3 separate regions of the Mus musculus genome follow, and all the other regions are linked to region 1. A link is a loop called in an ENCODE intact Hi-C map of the cell type or tissue named here. Cell type or tissue: left cerebral cortex. All regions are shown on one strand. Region 1 holds the start of Irf8 (interferon regulatory factor 8). Region 2 has its middle 10 kb from the start of Cox4i1. Region 3 has its middle 14 kb from the start of Gm33199.

Region 1 (8,000 bases):
GAAGTGGCTTCTGGGATTTGACCAGACAGAAGTGATTCTTCTTGGGACGGGAGGAACCAGCACGCGCTGGTTTTTCTTCTTTCACGGTGCCGGCTTCGGAACTCAGCGCCCCTGCTTGGGTTAAACATGGCCTCTACCGCGGAGCTGTACTACAGCTCAGTTTGTCGTTTGTCTTCTCTTATTGACTCACAGGAATTTTACAAAGTGTTCTGAGTAGAAGTCCTTTCTTTTTCTTTTTGAGACAGAGGCTCAATGTGTTCCCCAGGCTAAAAGTTAACTCCCAGTGCGAGGATCACAGGCTTGCCCCGCCACCTTGGCCTAGCCAATCCGGGTTCTGGAATCCCAGGTGCTGCCTCGCCCTCCTCTGGTTTAGCCAATCCTAGTGCTGGGATCCCAGGTGTTGCCCCGCCCACCTCTGGTTTAGCTGCTCTTTCTAGACCACTTGGTGTCTCTCCAGCCTTGGCTCCTCCCACTACTCAGAATACCAATTCACACTTTTTTTTTTTTTAAAGATTTATTTATTTATTATATGTAAGTACACTGTAGCTGTCTTCAGACACTCCAGAAGAGGGCGTCAGATCTTGTTACAGATGGTTGTGAGCCACCATGTGGTTGCTGGGATTTGAACTCCGGACCTTCGGAAGAGCAGTCGGGTGCTCTTACCCACTGAGCCATCTCACCAGCCCCTGGAGAGATGGCTCAGCCGTTAAAGGCTAGGCTCACAACCAATTCACACTTTTATCAGTTTTATTTATTGTGTGTGTGTGTGAGTGTGCATGTATATATGTGTGTGTGTGAGTGTGCATGTGTGTATATGTGCGTGTGCTTCTGTGCATGTGTGCTGTGCATATGCGGGTATGTGTGTGCATGTGAGTGTGCGTATGAATGTGTGTGTGCTGGGAACCCCATCAGACTGCAGGTGGTAGACCTGCATAGATGAGAAAGGCTTTGAAAAATGCAGGGTTTTTTTTGGGGGGGGGCACACATAGAGGGTAACATGCTCACTGGGGAGCAACCTCCCTACACAGGAAAGGGGTTGGCAAAGCTTGCTTCAGTAGGACACAGGGGACTTTGATCACGAACAAAGAGGAGTAAGTTGGACTACACACTCACATACATACACACATGCACATGAGTATACAGACATACACATATACACACATACACACATGCACGCACACATATACATACATATACACACACACATGCACACAGATTTAGAATAAATTTAAAAAAATTAAAGCATGAAATGTAATTTTTAAAAGATATCAGTGTGGCTGGAATCTGGGTTTTTTAAAATTAAGGTCCATGAAGGCCGGCATAGGAAAGAGGTCAGAAGCTGGATCTTGAGGAGAAGGAGGTGGTAGGAGAACAATGGCTCCCCAAAGATGTCCAAGTCAAAATCCACAGAACCAAGAATGATGTCAGGGACTGATACTCCTCATCTGACGTTGACTAGAGCAACGACTCTGGGTCATCCAGCTGAACCCAGTACAGCCACGAAACCCTTAGTGCAGTGGCCCTCAACCTTCCCAATGCTGTGGCCTTTTAACCCAGTTCCTCCTGCTGTGCTGACCCAGACCATGACATTATTTTGCTGCTACCTCATAACTGTAATTTTGCTACTGATATGGATCATAATGTAAATATCTGATATGCAGACGGTCTTAGGCAACTCTGTGAAAGGGGTCCCGACCTACAGGTTGAGAACCGCTGCCTTAGTGGACCAGGGAGGTTGTAGAGAAGAGCCAGGGACATGAATGCACATTTGCTGGCTTTGGAGATGAACGAGCTCACAAGCCAAGGATTTCCCTGGACATGGCCTCTCTGAGCACCGATTCTCCTCAGAAGGACCTGCTGACACAAGTGGGTGAGGAGTGCCTGTCTTTGTTCTAGTGGCCATACACAGTGAGTGGAGAGGAGGCAGTTTTTAGGTGACAGGAAGGTGTGTGTGTGTGTGTGTGTGTGAGAGAGAGAGAGAGAGAGAGAGAGAGAGAGAGAGAGAGAGAAAGGGGACAGGGACAGAGGGACAGGGACAGAGAGAGTGAGACAGGGACAGAGATTTGGTGACAGTACCCATAGCAAGGAACCTCAGAAAAAGCCTGGGTCACAGCAACAGCAGCCTGGTCTCTCTGGGTGGGGGTGTGCTCTCTGGGTGTCTTAGTCAGGGTCTCTATTCCTGCACAAAACATCATGGCCAAGAAGCAAGTTGGGGAGGAAAGGGTTTATTCAGCTTACACGTCCACATTGTTGCTTATCACCAAAGGAAGTCAGGATTGGAACTCAAGCAGGTCAGGAAGCAGGAGCTGATGCCGAGGCCACGGGGGGATGCTACTTACTGGCTTGCTTCCCCTGGCTTGCTCAGCCTGCTTTCATATAGAACCCAGGAGTACCAGCCCAGGGATGGCACCACCCACCATGGTCTGGGCCCTCCCACCCTTGATCACTAATTGAGAAAATGCCTTACAGCTGGATCTCATGGAGGCATTTCCTCAAGGGAGGCTCTTTTCTCTGTGATAACTCCAGGTTGTGTCAGGTTGTCCCAGAGAACCAGTCAGTACACTGGGTCTGGAGGACATGTTTAATTGCCTCCTCTGGAGAGGCTGGGAGGTGGTGATGGACTCTCTAGAACACTTCGGGGCCTCTTCTCCTTAGTTAAGCCCTGCACATGCCTCTTCTCTTATGCAGTGATGTGACCTAGCTCCACCCCCGACATATGACTTATGCCAGGAGATCCTACACTGAATCTCTCCTGAGTGGCTATCGCTGGCGTGTGGGAAATGTACACGTGGCTCACATGAGACACCACCTTCATAGCTTCACCCTCAAAGACCCCATCAATATTCAGCTGTGAGTCAGTGCCCATTGTAGGTGGCTTGGGTTCTCTTAGGTCCTGAGTGGAGCTATTTCAGACTTCTAGGAAAACAGTTAGAAAAAAATAGACCCCACTCACACCCCGATGTATATGGCTTCAGGACAGTTGTCAGGCAGGCTGGGCTGGTGTCTTCTAGTGTGTACAGAGACACCTGCTGCTAGGACCAGAAGCTAGGGCTGGTGTCCCTAATCTCTCTCTACCTTTAGCTAAGAGGCAGGCACACTGGGTGGACATTTGGGATCTGTTCTGTGCCTTTGATATTTGTAAGTAGGAAAATCTGCATACGCTTATAAGGTGCCTATTTGGGAAATGAAAGGGGTATAAATGCACACAGGAGTCTGTTGTAGTAATCTGAGCGTGTCTGACTTCTGGACTCTGCCCTTCACAGCAAACACTTATTAAAACACTCCCATATTACTATTAAAGAATTTGAGCTGGACTATGGTGGCACACACCTTTAATCCCAGCCCTTGGGAGGCAGAGGCTAGCAGATCTCTGTGAATTTGAGGCCAGCCTGGTCTAGTTCGGGGACAGCCAGGGCTACAGGGAAACCCTGTCTTGGAAAACAAACAATAAACCCAATAATAATAGTAATAAAACAAATGAGCTTTGAAAAGTAGTTTTCATTTGAAATTCCTTGGCTCCAGGGAACTCCACTTGGCTTTTGACTGTTGGATGGTATTTATCATTGAACTAATACCCGGTAATGTCTTAAGTGCCTTTCAGGTATACCACAATGCTCATCAGGATAAACTAGAGTTAGAAGGTTCTGTTTGGAAAATCCTTATTTGAATTCGTATTTATTTGAAACCTAGCCGTATACTTCTTGTATTTGTGGACCAATCAAAAATTCTTGTCGCGGCTCCAACGTTTTCCTAAGTATTTTAAAAGCCAGACGGGTGAGAGTCCTGTAAGCGTGGCCGCAGGTGTGTAATTGGGCAGCCTGCAACGAAAGTCCCTCTCGACCCTCACCTAAGGCTCCCCGCTCCCACATCCTACTCAGGTTGGGAACAGGCTCGACCGGGCTCCTGACATCACTGGGGGACACAAGGGAACCGATAATGCGTAGCCTTCCTGGGGGCATCCCAGCCTCAGCGCTCGCGACTCCCCTGGTTTCCCAGATTTCCTGCGCAATTTCAGGCGGTCATCCTCCATCCAGGAGGGCGCGCTGCAAGTGGCTGTCACCCAGCACGCAGCTCTGGGACTGGTCTTTGCTCTGAAACTCCAGCCTGAGCAGCTGACACTCAGGGTGCCCCTGGACACGTGCCCGGGACAGAGGCTCTCCAAACCTGAACGACACCCCGAGGATGATCCGTGCATCACCAGCCTCCTTGACCTTAGGCAGACGCCCCAGCCCCCCGGCCATTTTTGGGGCAGCCCCCTCCCCCGCCGCCCCCGGAGTAAAGAGAGAAAAGGACTCCACGGGGTCGGGGACGTGCAAAAGTGATTTCTCGGAAAGAGAGCGCTTCAGAGAAGGCGGATTTGGCAGGCTGCGCTGATTGGGCCGCGCCAGCGCCCCTCCCGCTCCTCAATTAGCTCGCGCGACCGTCGCTCTGCGCGCGGGACCCGCCTTCTCCCCCGCCCCATCTATAAAAGCAGGCGCGCGCGTACGGGCCTCCAGGAGCCCGCGGGCGGTCCCGGAGGCGCGGGCAGCGTGGGAACCGGCGGCAGGTAGGACGCGATGGGGTGGGCGCGGGGGCCGGGGCTGTGGCTCTCCCACCTTCGCCCAAACGGAGTGCACAGCACGTTAGCAGGTGCTTGCTCTGGCTGCTCTCCAAAAACAACAACAACAACCAACAACAACAACAACAACAAAACCCAACCAAATGAACAAACACCTCTCCCTTTAAAATCTGCCTGATGGCCAACTTCATAATGAAGAGAAATAGATCTGCCAATCACCGCGCGGCAGCCCGGCTTCCATGCATGAACTATCCAAAGCTCGCGACTGGGCTCGCCCAGGGACCGACTGGCTTTGATTCTGACTAGTGGCAATCTGATTGCCCAGTGGCGCTGGACTTCTCTGATTGTCCAGTGGCCCAGCTGGCCCCGGAAGGAAAGTCTTCCGTGTGGGTCCCACACAGCTCTCAAGACCAGATTTGCTGTGAGCTTGGCCCCAGGCTATAGGGGCAGACTTTTCCCCTGGTGAGAAAGATTACTTACCCACAGCCGGGAAGGGCGTTCAGGGGGTAGAAACTAATAGAAACCATTCACTAGAATCTTAAAATGGTAGATCACTGTTTTGTTTGTTTTTGTTTTGTTTCTGATACAGGGTATCACTCTGTAGCCCAGGCTCATTCCAATGAGCTCCCGGTTATCCGCCTACCTCTTCTGAGTGTTAGGATTTCAGGCGGAGCTTGGGGGGTGCCCAGGTGCTCAATGGCCCTGTTTTTTTCTTTTAAAGTCAAACGATAAGAGCAGTTTCGTGACAGTTCTAGGTTTGTCCCTTTAAGTTATGGCAGGCTCCTTCATGAAGAACTGGGACCGATTCAGTGTCCCTGAGGAAGCTTGGGGCCAGAAAGAGATGGGTCTGTGATGGATTTCCGTTCAGTGGTGGTCAGACTGTGGCCCAGGGCTGAATGAAAGGGATTACGGTGTGGTGTGAGCCCCGCCAAACATGGCTGGTGCAGATGTTGACAGCTGTGTTAGGCGAGCCTCTGTCCCCTGCCTTGTGAGAAGCCTGACCTAAGACACGTTGCTCTAGATGTAAGTTAGCTGTAGGCAGGATTGGGCCCACAGGGAATGCTGCCTCAAAATCAAGAAGAGGAAGCTAGAATCATGTGAGCGTGTTTATAAACCATTAATTGTCCATAGTTGTAAGAGAGTCAGGCTATGCCTGTCTAGGACCTCAGATTGGCCTCCAAGGCAATAGAGGAGATTGTCCAGGTGCTGAGAGCCGGACCCTGTCAGGTGTTCTTTCATCTGCAGAATGAATGAAAGAAAGCATCCCTTCTGTGTGTACTGTCACTGGCAGGGTGCTGGCAGTTTGTGCTGTGCCTGCCCAGGGGATGGTGGTCCCTCCCAGTCTCTCCCCCTTCCGAGTGTAGAAGAGGCTGGGTTAGAGAATTTTAACCTCCTAGCTTCCATGGTCTGCCATTCACCTTTCCTTTTAAACACCCCTTTTCTCTGTCACCCACCAAGACATCTGTCTTTCACAGTTCTGGGGTGTTGGGTACCCCAGGATCCCTGACAAGAAAGTGCCATTCCTGTTCTGGAAAAAACTCCAGCCATGCCAGGGAAGTCCCTTCAGATTTCAGGAGGCTCAGGGACCATGGGGGTATGGGTCACAAATCTATCTCCAGGAGCTGAGTTGAGGCTTTCAATGGACACATCCTCAGATACTCTGGACCCCTGACCCCAGCTCCCACCCCACCCTCATCCTTAGAGGCCACACAAGACACTACCAAACCAGGAGAGCCTCCTATCTCCTCTCCAGAACAAGCTGTTGGAGCCAGGACTCTACTTGGTTTTAGGGGTACCCAATGCCATTTCAGTTCTCTCCCTAGGTATTCCTTTCTGACTTGTCACTTATGAACTCAGTGGTCTTAGAATACTGGGTTTCTTGAGATAACCTTTCTTTCCTGCCTTTCTTGTGAGGGTCCTTAGACTTAGGAGCCAATGGCTTCCCAAGGTGAAGAGCCCCTGCTGAGGTCAGGGTTTCCCAGCCGTCTTGATGATTTGCTTGAGAGGTGCCTCAGGTGGCACCGCACTTGCCTAGCAGGCACAAGCTCTGGGTCCAGTCCTCAGCACGGGGGAAACGGAGGCAGAAAGAAAGATCAGGCGTCCAAGGCCATCTTCATCAAACTAGGGAGTTGGAGATCAGCCTGCGATACAAAACCCTGCCTCAAAAATAAAACTCAAAACTGACTGGAGTCTGACTCCGCTTTAGCCCTCGCTCCCTTCCAAGCCCACTGGTGGCAGTTAGGGCTGCTGTGTGGCTAAAACCAGCCCTGGAGAGACCTCATCTCCCTCCTCTCAGGCTGCTGCCGTCTTTCCTGGCCCCACTACCACCTGCAAGCGGCCTGGAGTTTCTGACCCTCAGGCCTCTTTCCAGCAATCCTGACTTTGTGGGACATGCTGGCTCTGGATGTGACTATGTTCTTGGGGATATCTTGACTTCTCACTGATGATAACTTCTTTTTTTTTTTTTTTTCCCTACCCCAAGAGGTCATTTTAGTTGGAAGACTAGAAGTGCTGTGTTCTGGTTTTCAGGGTGGGCGTCTGTCCAACTGCTTTGGGGATTTCCAGGCTGTTCTAGTAAATGCTGGCTGCAAGTCCCTGTGCACAAATGCCCTCTCTCCCCACGCTGTAGGAAAAGCAGACCCGAGAGTGTCCAAGTGTGCCATTAGGTGTCTGGGGATGGCGGGCCTGGATATGGAGTCCCTGAGCTGGCTTTGTACTGTCCCTTTGTTCTCACTGAGGGCTGATTGTAAGAGGGACTCCCTGTGTTGTTGGAGGAGTCCTCTAGGATACAGGCTCTGATTGCAGGTACTGTACACACAGCTCCCAGACCGAATCCTTAACACTCTAAGGTTTATTGGCTTCAAGGACACCCAGCCAGCACAGGACTCCAGCTCTAACTCCATCCCAGTGGGAACAGGACCCTATACTGTCTGATATTACTATTACTATCCTAGCTGGCAAAGGGCAACCTGCAAGCAGCCTTGAGGGTGTCCTCTTTCTCGGGTGGTGCTGGGATCAAACTCTGTGAGGAACACTGGCCCCTTGGGTATCAGTAGTCACGCTGGTTCTTAGAGAGGCGAGCAGCTCAGAGAAAGCACAGCATTGTAGGAGAGGGACTTCTTCCTAGCAGGTGCCCTCAGTGTCTGGGACAGGGGGTCAGGGAAGAGCTGGACCCAGAGCCAGAGCTGTGGGTGGGGCACATCTGTGAACAGCCTTTCGGTTTTCCTTTGGGTTTAGGGCCACCGGGCACTGCTGATTTCTCATGGCACTGGTCCAGATGTCTTCCTGAGCCGGCACCTTTGCGTGGACCTCTGATCTTCCGGCAGTCAGTTCCGGGACTGCTCTGACTCACAGAGATGTATTTGTTATCCTGAAAGATTTGCTTTCTTTCCAAGGATGTGTGACCGGAACGGCGGGCGGCGGCTGCGGCAGTGGCTGATCG
Region 2 (8,000 bases), 58 kb before region 1:
GTTCATTCTTTGGCAGTCACTAGATGAAGGTACCTGTCTCCGGAGAGGCTAGGTTTCTCACAGTGGAAGTGAGGAGGGTTTAAGGTTTTTGCATCATTACTCTGTGTGATGTCAGGTGCGTGTGTAGGGAACAATGTGGGGCTTGGTGTTCGCCCTTCATTTTGCTGTGGTCAAGTTCAGGTCGCCAGGCTACGTGACAGAAGTTTCTGTCACTTAGAAGTTACTACCCACTGTGATGGGTAAATATATTCTGAGTAGGGGACTTGCGTTTTAACTTGTTGAGGAAGAGTGTATAAAAATGGAACCTGACACCATTGCATACACTAGCAAGATTTTGCTGAAAGGACCCAGTTATAGCTCTCTCTTGTGAGACTATGCCGGGGCCTAGCAAATACAGAAGTGGATGATCACAGTCAGCTATTGGATGGGTCACACGGCCCCTAATGGAGGAGCTAGAGAAATTACCCAAGGAGCTATAGGGAACTGCAACCCTATAGGTGGAACAACAATATGAACTAACCAGTACCTGGGAGCTCTTGTCTTTAGCTGCATATGTATCAAAAGATGGCCTAGTCGGCCATCACTGCAAAGAGAGGCCCATTGGACTTGCAAACTTTACATGCCCCAGTACAGGGGAACGCCAGGGCCAAAAAGGGGGAGTGGGTGGGTAGGGGATTGGGGGGGTGGGTATGGGGGACCTTTGGGATAGCATTGAAAATGTAAATGAGGAAAATACCTAATTAAAAAAAATGGAACCTGTTAGGCAGTGGTTACTTCCAGCATGGGGCTTGGGAGGCAGGGGCAAGGACAGGCAGATCTCTGAGTTCTGGGATAGCCAGGGCTGCACAGGGAAACCCTGTCTTGAAAAACAAACAAGCAAAAAAATTGAAACTAGACTGACTACTATGGTGGTCTGAGAGATTGTAGGTTATGACATTTTTACATGGTCTTAAAATCCTGTTAGGGTGGTGTCTTAGTCAGGGTTTCTATTCCTGCACAAACATCATGACCAAGAAGCAAGTTGGGGAAGAAAGGGTTTATTCTGCTTACAATTCCATACTGCTGTTCATCACCAAAGGAAGTCAGGACTGGAACAGGGAGCAGGAGCTGATGCAGAGGCCATGGAGGGATGTTCCTTACTGGCTTGCTTCCCCTGGCTTGCTCAACTTGCTTGCTTATAGAACCCAGGACTACCAGCCCAGAGATGGCACCACCCACAAGGGGCCCTCCCCCCATTGATCACTAATTGAGAAGATGCCCCACAGCTGGATCTCATGGAGGCATTTCCCCAACTGAAGCTCCTTTCTCTGTGATAACTCCAGCTGTGTCAAGTTGACACAAAACCAGCCAGTACAGGTGGCCTGACATAATCCTGTGTGGTAGCCTACAGAAATTGCCGGGAGTTACTTTAGTTCTTGAAATTGTCACCACTGAATAGAGGTAACTTTGGGGCTGTGCAGAGCAGGCCAGGCTCTAACAGCTGGCCAGGCATGGTGACACTGTCTCCACACCAGCACTTAGAAGGCAGAAGCAAAGCCAGAGTGATGACAGTAAGTTTGGGGACAGTCCGGCTGACAGAGTGTTCTAGGCCAACCAGGGCTACGTAGACCCTGACAACCAAATTGCAGTGAGAAAGCTGGGATGTGGCCGGTAAAGGGATGACTGCCCAGCATGCCTCATGTTCCAACTTCTGCCACAAGCTGGCAGCAGCAGAGCTGCAGCCTGCAGAGCAGTGGCTCTGTGAGTGCCGGCCTGGCCCCTGATGAGGACTTGGAAGATTCAGCCTACTACCTTGTCCCATGTAAGCACCAGAGACCCTGTCTGGAAGGGAAGAGATCCTTGAGCTTGGACGGTGCTCATGCAAGAGGGGGGCCTAGCGAAGCGTAGCTGTGACACGGTGGTCCAAGAAGTCAAGCAGGGCCTGGGCTCTCTGCATGGCTACAGCAAGCCGAGCAGGAGCCATGGTCCCGCTGTGGTTTCTCCATAATCTAGAAAAATCTGTTTTTATTTGTTTTTTTTGAGATTTTCATATTCAACATGGTTTTAATTGGGGTTCAGCAATCCTAGCCTGTGATGAGTCATTCTCGTTGACACAGGGTTTGAGTTGACATCCACTTTTCTTTTTCTTTTTTCTCCTGGGAGCGTATTAATGTCCTTAGTTGTTGGGACAAACATATAATCGTTCTTTTTTTTTGTTTTGTTTTGTTTGCTACAGGGTTTCTCTATGTAGTCCTGGTTGTCCTGGAACTAGCTCTGTACACCAGGCTGGCCTTGAACTCACAGAGCTCTCCCCTGCCTCCACCTTTCTGGTGTCAAAGGCATGTGCCACCATGCCTGGCTTCCAGGTTTTTACTGGGAGCCTTATTGTAGGATTAGTGGTTTGTGGAGGAGACCGGTCATGGGTTTTCATTGAAACTTGTATACTTTTTTTTTTTTTTTTTTTTATTTATTATATGTAAGTACACTGTAGCTGTCTTCAGACGGGCGTCAGGTCATATTACAGATGGTTGTGAGCCACCATGTGGTTGCTGGGATTTGAACTTCGGACCTTCGGAAGAGCAGTCGGGTGCTCTTACCCACTGAGCCATTTCACCAGCCCCGAAACTTGTATACTTGATACTAGTTTTTTGGTTCCATTCTCTCTCTCTCTCTCTTTTGTTGTTGTTGTTACATAAATTCAGGTCACAGTGATGGCTGTTGTTTTCAATGGAGGACTTAAGTCAGAGGGTTGAAGTGTCACGTCTCTCAGGAACTCAGGTCCCCCCCCCCCCCCCCGAGTCAGCTCGGACCTTCTGCCTGGGAGCACAGCTCCGTCGTGAAGATTTCTCACATCCTTCCCTAGGTTTGCAGCTCCTGTCAGAGCCACTGAAAGACATGGAACTTCCCTTTGCTGTGGACCTAAATCAGAGCCAAACCATCCTGCAGAATGCTAGGAAATGTCCTTTTTTTTTTCCAAGATAGTTTATGCTTCCCTGGGACTCATGACAACCCTCTGATATTAGCACCCCAAGTGTTAGCATCCCGGCATGCACCACCACGCCCAGCTCTACTGCACTGTTTTTATGGCAGCATGTCTAGTCCGCATGCGCAGAATGCTGTTTCTCCGTCGGCCAGTGGTGGGCCTTTGGCTGTGCACCTGCCGCTTCTCTGCTCATTCCTGTGCACCCAGGTGCGGCACCTTTCTTTCTGGTCACCTTGTTTCTGGTCACCTTGCACTTTTATATTCTTTGCTTTCCGACTGGGCACCACTTACATTGCCGCCGCTGGCATCTGAGAAGCGGCCACTGCTGAGCACTGGCAGGGGTCGCACTCCATTAGGCCTGGGCTGGTGGGAAGTCACCTTGGACCTCCTCTGAAGCTTCCCCAGGACTGGGGTGGAGGAGTCTTGGGGCCCACACCATGGCATAAAGTCTTCTCCAAAGGGAAGGGTCTCAACAAGCGCAAATGTCCCTACCCCTTCTGGAGCAGTACAGGGCTTGAACCTGGGGCCTCTCATACACGCGCAGGCAAGCATTGGGTTACTGAGCTCCATCTCCAGGCTTTGTGCTTGTTCTTTAAAGAAGAGTGATTTCAGAGCTGGGGAAATGAATCCGTGGTTAGCAACATGTTCTGCTTTTCCAGAGGACCTGAGTCTGGTCCCCAGCACCCACGTCAGATGGCTCCAAATTGCCTGTGTAACTCTAGCTCCAGGGGACCTGATGCTCTCTTCTGGGCTCTGCCGGCACTTGCGCTGCCAGAATCATGCCCCCCATAAACACAGCATTAAAAAGAAATCTTGTGTTTTTGGTTTGTGTTTCCTGAGACAAGGGTTTCTCAGGTGTCATTTTTGTAGACCAGGTTGGCCTTGAACTCATAGAGATCCACCTGCCTCTACCTCCTGAGTTTTGGGATCAAAGGCATGTGCCACCACATCCAACCCTAAACCATCTTTAGCAGTGTAGTGGTTCCTGCTTTTAATCCCAGTACCCAAGAGAGCCAGGTTTTTGAGGGCAGCCTGGTTTACATAGTTTCAGGACTACATCCAGAGAGATCCTGTTACATCGAGAGCATTATTCGTTTAGTATGTACTTTGTATATGTGGGTGGGTACGTGGGTGCTATGTTGAGTGTGCAGCGGTCAGAAGGCAACCTGTGGGTATCAGTTCTCTACTACACAGGGGGTCCAACTCAGGCCGTTCAGGCTCTGCAATGGGAGACTTTCCTGAGGAACCACCTCGCCGGTCCATGCTTACGTCCTTTGTCATTCCCGAGACACACAGCTCTGGCCAAGAAAAGGGCCTAAAGATACCTTTTCAAAGGGTTGTCTTCTGCTCCCGGGCCTCTTCACTGGCCCCTGTCTCCTGAGTTTGGCACCCACCACAGCTGTTTCCATGCACTGTATTCTCAGCTCTGGACAGCAGGGGGCGCTCGGAGATCTAAGCAAACCGTGTAGAGTTGGAGCATCCGAAATCTGAGCCAAGACTGACTGATGTGGGAGTCAACTCAGACTCAACGACGTGGGAGCCTCCCATGTTGGTCTTGTTGGAGCACCTGGGACACTGCCTGGGACATAGGTACTTCATAAGTGCTTAGTAAGGGAAAACATCCAAACCCTATGGGTGGGCCCACCTCGAGGGGGCTTCTAAAATTACTTCATCTTTTTGTTCTTTTGCTTCCCTTCCCCTATGAAGTCAGCACTGAAATCAGCCAGACCTAAATACCTCAGGGTCTCCCTCAGCTGCCCGCTGAGCTAGTGCAGGCTGTGGGCAGCATCTTGCTTTGGGAGGGATATTCTGGGTTCCACTCCTTTCGGAAAACACCTGTGCCAGGTTGATCTAGGCATGGACGAGGTGAGACTTGGGGATGAGCATAGAAAGCAGGTATTCTCATCCTTGAGGAAACTGTTCCTTTAAGAATCCGATGGTTGGGCTGCAGAGATGGCTCAGCGGTTAAGAACACTGACTGCTCTTCCAGAGGTACTGAGTTCAATTCCCAGCAACCACATGGTGGCTCACAACCATCTGTAATGGGATCTAATGCCCTCTTCTGGTGTGTCTGAAGAGAGTGACAGTGTATTCACATACATTAAAAAAAAAAAAAAAAGGGAAGAAAAGAAAAGAAAAATCATCCAATGATTGATAGTCGCTTGGTATGGTGGCAATCCACTGGTCGCTGGCTGCTTGCGCTTTCCAAAATGGAGGATTTTGAACAGAGGGTAAAAATCCAAGGCAGTGAGGTTTCCCTAAGCTTTCCCAGTTTTTGCAGTGAAGTTCCACAGTGTGGTCATTTAACCGTGAGTTTCGACCATCCTTGTGACAACTCAGCTCTGAGTGCTGCATGACGTTTGCTGACACCCATGGGGTCCCGAGGCAATACTGGTAGAATAGGCTCAGCAAACCTGTAACATGCTCACACAGGATGCCCGGCAGGCCCCTGAATTCCTGTGGTTCCTGGTGGAACAGTTTTCATGGTCACTAGAGCCTCCTTAGGAACGGGACACAGGACTCTCAGGACATCTGGAGTTTGCACTGCTGTCACGGTGCAGGTGGTAGTAGGACTACCTGGCAACCAGTGATAAGAGCTCAAAGGTGGATAGTCTGGTGCTGTGGACTGTCAGGTTTCCCCAGTGACCTGAGTCACTGCACACTCACTTCTAGGACTCCCCTGGGAAACTGGCCTCACATAGGTGTGGCCCCTCCATCCCTGAGGTGCTGAACAGGGTCCAAGGGGGCAAACTGACATTAATAAGCCTGTTGGTTTTCCTGGAAATTAGGCAAGTTGGGGGTCACCACCCTACCTAATGGGGAGCCCCAGCCTTTGGACAGGCTGGAAGGGCAGGGGTGCAGAGTTTGTCACCACCTAGCAAGTAGCTGTAATCTAGTGTCTATGCATAGCCTATGATGGTTATATGACTAGCTCTACGCTATCCAGAGCCATCTAGGAGAAAGCCTCCGAGCACACCCATGAGGGATCGTCTTGACAGGGTTAACTGGGTGCGAAGCCTTATCTTAAAAGTGGGCGGCACCATTTCCTAGGCTGGGGCCCTGGACTGAGTTAAGGGAAGACAGTGAACTGAGTGCCGACACTCACCATTTGTTCCTGACCTCGGATGCTGCGTGGCCAACTGCCTCTTGCTCAAGGATGGCTTCCCTGCCGTGAATTATGAGCCCAAATCAACTCTTTCTTAAGCTTGCTTTTTTTTTTTTTTTTCCTCCGAGACAGGGTTTCTCTGTATAGCCCTGGCTGTCCTGGAACTCACTTTGTAGATCAGGCTGGCCTCGAACTCAGAAATCCACCTGCCTCTGCCTCCCAAGTGCTGGGATTAAAGGCATGTGCCATAATTTCTCAGTCACAGGAAAAAAATCACTGACATATGGGAAACTGGCGGTCACATCCCGAGTGAACAGCAGGGGGTGCAAGGACTCCGTGCTAGGCCTGGGTCTCCAGTGGCTCTCCTGCCCCCCTGTACCTCGCCTTCACAAACCCGCTATGCCAAGGTCTGAGCTATTTAATTTTTAAATTTCTTAGAAATTAAAAAAAATTAAATTTAGGGTGGTTTTAAAATTTAAAATGGTTTCAAGTTCTTCAAACTTAAAACCATTTAAAATTACATTTGTTTAATTGTGTTAGTGTATGTACACCACAGCACCTGTGCAGAGGTCCCAGATCAGTTTGTGAAAGTTGACCCTCTCCTAGCATGTGGGTCTCTGAGGACAAGCTGTGGTTCCCAGACCAGGCCTTACCTGCTGCGTGTTCTCCCTGGCCACATCTGTGAGTCCTCTGCTTGATCTGGACAATCCCTGGGAATTGTGTATCTTCCTTGATACTGCTGTAGTTTTTAAGGAGAAATAATTACTTCTACAGATGACCCAGAGCCACCCCAAGGAAGGGACATAGGCATCTCCATCTACAGGAACACTGACCTGTCCCCCACACGGGGAGGGGGGACTGCTGGCCTCCCTGCAGTCATTTCTTTAAGTGTGCTATAACTCTGCCCAAGAGAGGATGAGATGCTTACCCTCAGGCCACGGGCCAGCATTGCCAGGCCACGGGCCAGCATCACCAGGCCATGGGCCAGCATTGCCAGCCGCTTTAGACATTTCAGCTTACCTCTGACCACGTGCTGCCATCTGTCCCAGCTGTTTCCGCCTCTCTTTGCAGCAAGCTGCCCTGAGGAACGAGGAAATGGAAACTCAGGGAGGTTGGCCAGTGTGTGGATGGGTAACGTGGGGCTTGCGGTGAAGAGCGAGGCCTGGGTCAGAGGCTTTGCTTCTTGTCTTGATGTCCTTTGGCTCTGGACACAGAGTTGCTGAGGTGTGGTCTCACTTCAGGTCCACTTCAAAGGTGCTTGCACTGGGGCCAGCTGGTGTGGGGACTCCTCTGCTTTAACAACTCGAAGAACAAAGTAATACCTGGGTAATGTATTTTTGAGCACCTACTATGTGCAAGGCACTATGAACATAAAAGGATAGAATATGTGGGGTACAGCTCCCACTGAGGAACCCAAGCTCTAGAGGGGACTCTAAGTTTTATCCTCACCACCACCACAACCGCCACTGTCACTTCAAACACTATTGTTATCAATACCAACTGTCATCAGAATCATCACTGCCATTACCATCAGCACCGCCATAGCATGGCTTACGCCACCATAATCACCACTACCATGGTCACCATCTCTATCATTGTATTCACTCGAATTTTTCGAATCACCATCAATAACTGTTACCACGAATGTGGCTATAACCATCACTGCCTTCCCCCTGCACAAGCTAGCGCCTGGTCCTTCCATTTGTGTAAGATGTCCATGCATCCCCCTCCTCCTCCTCCTCCTCGTCCTCCTCTTCCTCCTCCTCCTCCTCCTCCTTTAATGTAGCTTAATGGGGCTGATAACTTGCCCCCTTTATTTTATTTTTAAAAGATTTTATTTATTTATTTTATGCATATGAGTACACTGTAGCTGTACAGGTGGTTGTGAGCCATCATGTGGTTGTTGGGAATTGAACTCAGGACCTCTAGAAG
Region 3 (8,000 bases), 65 kb after region 1:
CCCCAGAGTTGTGATCTTGGGTATCTTTTCCCAGGAAACCTCACAGGGTCACTGGGACTTGCCACCTCCATGTCGAGTGGGTGGTCCTACAGTTGGGGCAGTGATGCCACAGGTAGTAGCTTTCAATACATACAGTGCGGGGCAGAAAGCCACTCAACCCATGTTCCTCCTGCTCCCAGCGGGAACAGCAGCACCAGGCACCTGCCACTGGGCTGTGACCAGACTGCTTATATTGTGTTTTTTTTTCCTTTAATCTACAGAAATGCAACTTAGTATCACTCATGTGACCACATGTCATGGGATCTGGAAGAGAGAAGAGACAGACCCGTGTGCTGGGAGACATGGGGGAAGGCTTGGGGGGCTTCGACTTTAATCTGGTCGTCTGTGGTGGAGACAGAAAGGGATTCTGGCTGATGCCACCTGTTCCTCTGGTTCTCTCTTTGGTGCTGTTGCTACCTACTGTGCACAGAGGACACTGTGCCTACCTACTGTGCACAGAAGACACTTGCTATCTATTGTGTGCAGAGGACATGTTGCCACCTACTGTGCGCATAGGACACTGTGCTACCTACTGTGCATAGAGGACACTATGCTATCTACTGTGCTCAGAGGACACTGTTGCCACCTACTGTGTGCAGAGGTCACTGTTGCCACCTACAGTGCGCAGAGGATGCTGTGGCTACCTACTGTGTACAGAGGACACTATTGCTACCTACTGTGTGCAGAGGACACTGTTGCTATGGACTGTGCAGAGGACACTGTGGCTACCTACTATGTGCTGAGCCATGCTTAGAATCTGCATTTTTTTTTGTTTGTTTTTGTTTTGGCTCCTGTGTCACACTTCAGCACGAAGCACAGAGATTCACGTGTGAGGGACGCAGCACACATGTGACAGATGGCAAATGTCCCAGGGACCTTCCTTCTGTCCCACAGAGAGGTGCAACCCTCCACCCTGCACCCTGCCTGCCTCTCACCCACCCGGGCCGGCTGGCAGGAAAGTCCCTGCTGGTTTCTTTTTCTTGCCACTGAAGGAGGCAACAGGTGTGCTTTTCTGAAACTCATGGCCCAGTTAATTTTACACAGCAAGCGAGAGGAAAATGACGGTGTGGGGTGGGTGTCACTGGGCACAGTGAGAAGCCTGATTTTACCACTGGACAGATGCCATCAGACTGGGACCAGACAGAGGGACTGGGTCTGTTGCTGGTGGCTGTCAATACAAGAGCCCTTCGATTCTGGTTTCCCATTTTAAGATGAGGGGGTGGACAGAGTGATGCTGGAGGTCTCTCCCAGAATGCACTTGTGTATGTCCACCTCCTGGTCCTCTTCCTTCTCATTTTATGTCCCAGCTGCAGACGACATTCATACCAGAGTATGGAGGTATTTGTTTGTTTTTTTGTGACATGGAGACACACAGCAGGTAATGTGTATTGTAGAGCTCCCAGCATCCTTTGCATCTTCTCTGTCAATTCTACCCCTGGCCCACGTGGGTGCCGTATCTGAACTGTATCCTCTGTGTCTGTCTACTCCTCAATCTCACCTTGCAGGGTCTCTGCTGAGACCTTCCAACTGCTCCATCACCCTCTGAACCCAGGTCCTGAGGAGCCCTTGTTCCTCACAGCCTCCGAAGCTTCGAGGACAGAGCCTCGGCTCAGACCCTGGCCGCCGGCAGAGTGGTGTTTCTCTGTGGTGTGTGTGACATTCACTTTGCGCTGTGTGTGACTGACATTCACCTCTGTGTGTGTGACATGTCTCTCACCTCTTCTCTACTTTCCATCCTTGAGATCACTCTCACAGGCAGCTTCTGCTGGCCAGTGACTGTGTTTCTGGACTGTTCTGCAGTGAAGCAGGAAGATATTCACTGAGCCTGTGAGGCTGTGCCTCGGCACTCACTACCGTAGAGTGCTACAGTTGGTCACTGTGCCTGACACAAGTGCCCTCTTCTTTGCCAACCTCCTTGTGGCCAAGTGTCTGCCATCCCAGCATGCTTCATGACTCCCCGCCTGCCCTTGCCCACTTCCTCTGCTTCTCTCCAAGTCTGAGGCCCGAGACCATGTGTGTGAGGCCTTCCATGAGTGCAGCTGGCACGAAAACAGGAATTACGGTGAGGGGTCCAGGTGTGTTACCATAACCAGCTCTAGAAAAGGGTGGGGTGGCACATATCTTGTGCCTATAGACCTCGCCGTTGAGGGCAGAGTGTGATGTCTAGTCTGGGTAGCCAACCTGACCACATCTGGAATCATCTAGAATTCAAAAATGGAGGGCACACCAGCGAGGGTTTTTCCCTTTTTGGTTAATTTGAAGTAGGAAGATCCACTTCTAATCCAGACCTTGGGGAAGGGCCATAGTTTCTGCTGGAAGCCTGAACGAGAACTCGGGAGAAGGAAGAGTTTGCTCTTTGCCTACTCACTTGCACCTTGTTAGGACGCCCACACTTTCTCTGGCATCAGAGCCCACTTCTCTAGGATTCTGGTGTATAGTGAAGGCCACGAAGACATTCGGCCTCACAGACTGAGCAAGCCACTCAGAGGTCCCCAACGCCCCTCCCCCAACAGCACTGCCTCTGCATCAGCTCCTGCCTCTAGGTTCCTGCCCTGCTTGATGTCCTTCGATGATGAACTGTGATGTGCAAACATAAACTAAACAAACCCTTTCCTACCCAAGTTGCTTTGGTCATGGTGTTACATCACAGCACTGAGACAGGAGGATGCCATCCTGGGCTACACCACTCTTTGTCCTATCTGACCTCCTTTGATTGGTCCTGAAACCCACTGCTAAGGAGCAGGGCTCCCTTGACAAATGTAAAGTCATTATACATCACACACACTGGGCACTAGCAACTCTGCTTCACAGAAAAGAGGGTTTGTGCTTCCCACAAGATCCGCATACAACGGCTCATAGCTGCTTAGCCTGGCAGCAGTCACCGAACTCCAGAAACAACACAGATGTCCATCAAAAAGACACTATGTCCCACTGTGCAGTCGCATGAGGGAATACTATGCAGTCAGGAAAGGGCAATAGCAGCTAAACATGTGGGCTCCACCCAGATCATGCCTGGCTGTCTGGATGTTTGTGCAGATGCTCTGGGAGGCAGGCAGCAGGCAGGGTGTGGCATGCCAGAGGTGTGCTGGGGAAGTCGAGTCCCTGAATGAACACAGCATTGACAAGCAGCCTTGGCAAGGATGCTCTGGGCATCATTATGTAATCTGTATGGAGAAGATGGAGCCATTCCCATCACATCATCCCCATACCCCCATCATCACCCCATCATCACCATCACTTCTATACCACCATCATCCCCATCATCCCCATTACCAACATCATCACCATCATCACCATCACCCCCATCATCACCATCACCACCACCACCACACTCTGGGCTTCTGAGAACACTGACACCCCAGGGAGTTCACTGCCCCATCTGTTTCCTTCCTCTCGCCTCTCACCTCACCCCCAGAGCAAGGCTGTGCCTTCTCAGAGCTCCAGCACCAGCCACCACCCTGGTCTGACCCTAGCTTGAGAGTGTCTTTCCTCAGCCACCAAAGGTCAAAGGCTGATGGAACACCTTCAGCTGCAATTGGTAGAGGCTAGCCCACCTGAAACGAGCCTCCAGAGGGTCTCCAGCTCATAGCGTGGGACATTCCAAGACGGGGCGGGCGTGCTGGGGTCTTAAAATGCAGCAACAGCATGTGTATCTCTTCTACGGACCACTGAGAAAGCGGGCCCCAGCTCTAAGCCTCACCTACAGGCACAAGATTGGTTTGTATGTCACAAACTTGAGAGACAGCAGAGCTTGTGAGTCATATGACAGCCTTCCATTGCCTCGTGCTGAAGACAGACTCAGGTCTAACAATGCTAATGTACAGTGCAGAGGCTGAGGTCTGGGCTCAAATGCCTCTGGGGTGTAACTGCTGTGCCTTCCGGATGAGAACCCTGGGTCACGGAGACTGAGCGCTCCGTGGGGGCACAGTGGATGGTAGCATAGAGCTAGAACCCGGGTGTGTGCTCCCTCCCTCCCCCACTGAACCCCTCTTCTACCTTCAGCTGACCCGTCCTCCCCCCAACCTGAACGAGGGTCTTCTAGGTCTCGGTCGCCGGGGCTCTGGCTCCATCTAGTGAGCAGAGACGGAATTACCAGCATGGCCTCAGACTGCACTGTCGGAGTGAACCCAGCAAACAACCTCAGTGTGTCTAAAATGCCGATGCCAAGGTCCTGCCACAACTATCTTGCTTCAGATGCTCTGACGCGCCATCTGCAAATACACGTCTTAACCTCCAAGGTGGTGGCGCGGTTCTCAGGCCACGGCGGCTCCCCGCAGGTTCCAGTGAGAGAAAGAGCAGTGGATGGGTTAGGGTCTGAAGATTTGTGCTCTTGTGTGACCATGGGCTGGTCTCTCTCCTTTCCTGAGACTCTGTGCTCTCATTTGCACTATTGATGGGTTAGACTAGAAAGTGGGCAGATCCTGGGGACTTGGGAAGGAATGGAACGTAACCAGCTAGTCACCTCCAAACTAGAAGGGACAGGGCTTACAGCGACAAGGCTCACGTAGATGGGAGTTGGAAGCTGCCTGATGTCAAAGGCATTCGTAGGAGTGCGATCCAGCTATGACGCCACAGGCCATGGCCAGTGTGCCCACCAGCTGAGCTCAGAGCAAATGACCACCAAGCTGCGTGTACCCTGTGGGTCTCCTGTGCCAAGTTTCACGCCAGGTGGAGCCAAGTTGGTGCTGCCTGGGAAGAGAGGGGGTGACCTATGGATTGCTTGCAAAGAGAAGCTCCCACGACAGTCCCCCTGGCCACTACCCCACGCTGCAGCCCTGCTTCCTTCTGGCAGCTCAAGGGGTCAGATCTGAGTCACAGGAAGATTGACAAATGGGTGGGCTCCTTGCTGTGGGTTTGGGTGGGAAGGTAGAGGTGGAGGCAAGAGGCTGCTGTGGGCTGAGGTGAGCAAGAGATGGGCTTTCTCATTGGGCACCTTCAGGCTGCCTCTGGGCTCTGCCTTGGTTTCCTTGGTAGCCAGCTGTTGTCAGCAGTGAGAGAAGACAGTGCCAGACCAGGAGTCTCCGGAAACCCCAGTCCTCGCAGCTGGATCCCGAGACTCTATCATGAATCATTTGGCCATTTTGCAGGCGCTTTGCTTCAGATTCTCTTGGAACCTTCCAGGTGTGTATAGGTCTTTCATCTGAGAGGCTCAACCTTGTCTTCCCATCAGAGACTCCTGAGGCAACAGTTTGAAGTGAGGGCTCTGTCTCTTACTGCCCTCGTTGGCACACAGGCCTGGGTGGGCTCTGATCACCTTTCGGGGCAGCAGGAGGGTCCTGTCTGCCTGTGCTACCTAGGGTCTCCTGATGGAGAGAGATAAGCATCTTTCTTTAGAAAGACAGGTCACCATTTGGCCCAGGCGGGACTGCCTGAGTCCTGCTGAGGCTGCCTGGGGTGGGGCTGGGGGCTCATTCATCAGCTGCTGCTTTGACCGGGTAAGGGTCACATATCCTGGGGTTTGGATGGAGGAGGGGACTTTATGGCTCCACTTCCCCCTCAGTCCTCTCAGTGACTCTTAGAGGCCTTATCCATCTGGAAGGGAAAAGGAAAGGACCCTGCCCCTCCAACCTTACAGGCAGCACACAAGATTCTCACTTAACTGTAGGCATTTGGGGGTTCATACTAGCACCTTCCTTTTCACAGGAGAAGACTGAGGCTCAGTGAGTGTGAGTGACTTGTCTGAGGGTAAACAACCAGAAAACAAAGCAGCATCAGATAGACCTGTCCTAGATGTGGAACGGGAGACTGAGCCTGAATTCACAGGAGCCTCCAGGCAGGCTTTCAGATTTCAAACGCCTTGCAGTGCTGCGGCCTCAGATGCCCTCCACCCACTAGCATTCACACAATTGAGGGACCAAGACCTTCAGCCTCAGAGGGTCCTTGACACCCAGCGGTGGCTCTGCAGAACATCTTCTGTGTGTAACTTGTCAGGATAGTGGATTGCTTCCTGGCTCCTGATGTTACTGTGCTCATAAAAAGAGAAAGAACTATAAGAATATGTTCTGGTGGGGTGTGGGGGAAGGGGGTGCCTTGGCTGGCCCATGCCAAGGCATCTCTTCCTCCTGAGGGACCAGGCACATGGTGGTATAATATAGAATAGACTTTATTCAGGCATGGGGAGGGGAGTTAAGAGGGTAGTAGAGGCAGAGAGAGAGAGAGAGAGAGAGAGAGAGAGAGAGAGAGAGAGAGTAGAGAAGTAGAGGCTGGCTGTGGTCAAGTGGGGAGAGGGGGAAGGTGAGTGGGGAGAGAGGGAGAGCAAGGGGCAAGAGGCAAGGAAGAGAAACAGGAGTAAGAGAGTAAGAGGAGGGGGCAAGTGGCCCCTTTTATAGGGCCAGGCCTACTTGGCTGCTGCCAGGTAACCGTGGGGTGAAGTCCAGACAGAATACCAATAGACATGAGGTGTGATGAACGTTTTCTTTGCTAGTTTGGAGTTTGCTGAAGTCTGTTGGGCCTGGAGTGCTTCTGTCTTGGCGAAGGTCCTGGGGAACTGGAGGTGGGAGCGTCAGGCTGCTGGGGGGACAGACTGCTCCACAGACTGACATACACAGTGGTGGATGAACAATGGCGGGCTGTTTCCTGGGTAGTGTCTCCATTTTTCCTGGGGAGAGGATTTCTATTCATGACTGTAGGCTCACCTGTTTCTTTTCCCAGTGTCATCCATTTTGGCTTTGTGTATTTTGATGTTACAGTTGGGTGCTTGCCGCAGACCCTCTGGGTCCCTTTGTCTGCGTGGAACGAGTCTCTGGGTGCAGATGGGCAAGAAGTTGGCGGGAATGACAGACAGATGCACACAGGAGGTTGTGTAGAATCTGAATGTATTTTTTCAGGTCGAGCATCAAACTTTTTATACAGCAGAATAGCAAGAAACCAGACAAGATACAATCCACCGCAATACAAAAGGAATGTATACATCAAAAGAAGGCGGGGACCAGGCCACTGCCACTAAGAAGGGAGCCAGGTGTAAAGCTAGTCTATTGTTAAGCCCACCACCAGGGGTTCTGCACTAGTAGACCTTTTCATGAATACTGCAATACCACAACCCCCCTATTTCCTGGGTCTTCAGAAGAATTCATCAACTTGCTTCTAATATGAAGCTTGCTATACCTGGCTGTAGAGAAGATCCCTGTCTCAGTGGGATTCCCTAGCTCCATTATGGTATTCCCTTGTTTGGGTGAGATTTGCTACTGTCCTTAGTAAATACTTTGCAGACCAGCTCTGAGCTGCTGGCTCTGTCTTTTGTAATGGTTAATTAGTTACTGAATAGGTAACTTCCTTACTGCATTCCTGCTGGATTCCAAGCTCGGCTTTTGGAACCTTGGAACACTGGTGAAGGCTCTGGCTATGTCAGAATTCAATCTTAAAAGGCACTTATAATAAGATAATACTAAAAGAGAGCACGTGGATCCATACACCAGACTAATGTGGGGATAGGGTATGAGTATACGGGTTAATGAGAACGCCAAAGCTCCAGGAGGTGAGTTTCCATGAAACTCTTTGCCTCGTGAGTGCTTCTAGGCTTCTCAGCCTGTCAAGCAGGCTTCACTGGAGTGTGTGGCAGGTGCTCACACATTGAGGACTGCAAGGTCTTTCTGGAAAGGCACCTCTGACCATGGGACATTCTGACTCTGGCCGTTCACTTTGCTTGAAGTCCACCTTGCTGGGGCACAGAGCACCTTCTCTCAGATGGGAAACTCACTTCACCCCAAGTCATTTTCACTGTGTCTGGGTTGTTGTGACTCCTTCTACTGACCATCTCCATGGTGGAGTCTCAGGCCCTGGGGCCCAAGGCTCCGTTGACTCCTTCAGGGCCCCATGACATCCCCTTGTGGCTGGTTTAAGATTTGGGGAGTGCACAGGTTGTGCTTGGGCAGGAAGTGGAGAAAGTGTGGGTAGGGTTGGGGCTCTGCCTTATAGGGAGTCAGCAGTGTGGTCCCCAGGCTATGGGCAGTGCCATGGCCTAA

Evidence for each region. Peaks named below come from ENCODE experiments on the same cell type or tissue, not always from the same donor. Only the 100,000 strongest peaks of a DNase experiment are listed, where the experiment ranks them.
Region 2: a loop joins it to region 1, with 2.8 times the contacts of the local background. A loop is called at or near these places in 12 of 42 quality-filtered maps.
Region 3: it touches region 1 in a loop (2.1-fold over the local background); 12 of 42 quality-filtered maps call a loop at or near these places.

Annotation. Positions count from the first base shown.
Region 1 is chr8:120,731,864-120,739,863 of GRCm38, forward strand. It overlaps Irf8 (interferon regulatory factor 8), which reads left to right and starts at 4,495. Exons shown (of 9, transcript NM_008320.4): 1 at 4,495-4,546; 2 at 7,954-8,000. The coding sequence starts at 7,955. In left cerebral cortex, a CTCF peak has its summit at 4,054; DNase peaks (open chromatin) are centred at 4,132, 4,424 and 4,768; H3K4me3 peaks cover 1,700 bases.
Region 2 is chr8:120,674,218-120,682,217 of GRCm38, forward strand. No RefSeq gene overlaps it. Among named protein-coding and RNA genes, the nearest start is that of Cox4i1, 10 kb to the left of the region's middle. In left cerebral cortex, CTCF peaks have their summits at 1,700, 4,393 (motif pointing right) and 6,382 (motif pointing right); DNase peaks (open chromatin) are centred at 1,571, 4,414, 6,387 and 7,146.
Region 3 is chr8:120,796,591-120,804,590 of GRCm38, forward strand. No RefSeq gene overlaps it. Among named protein-coding and RNA genes, the nearest start is that of Gm33199, 14 kb to the left of the region's middle. In left cerebral cortex, a CTCF peak has its summit at 4,120 (motif pointing left); a DNase peak (open chromatin) is centred at 4,147.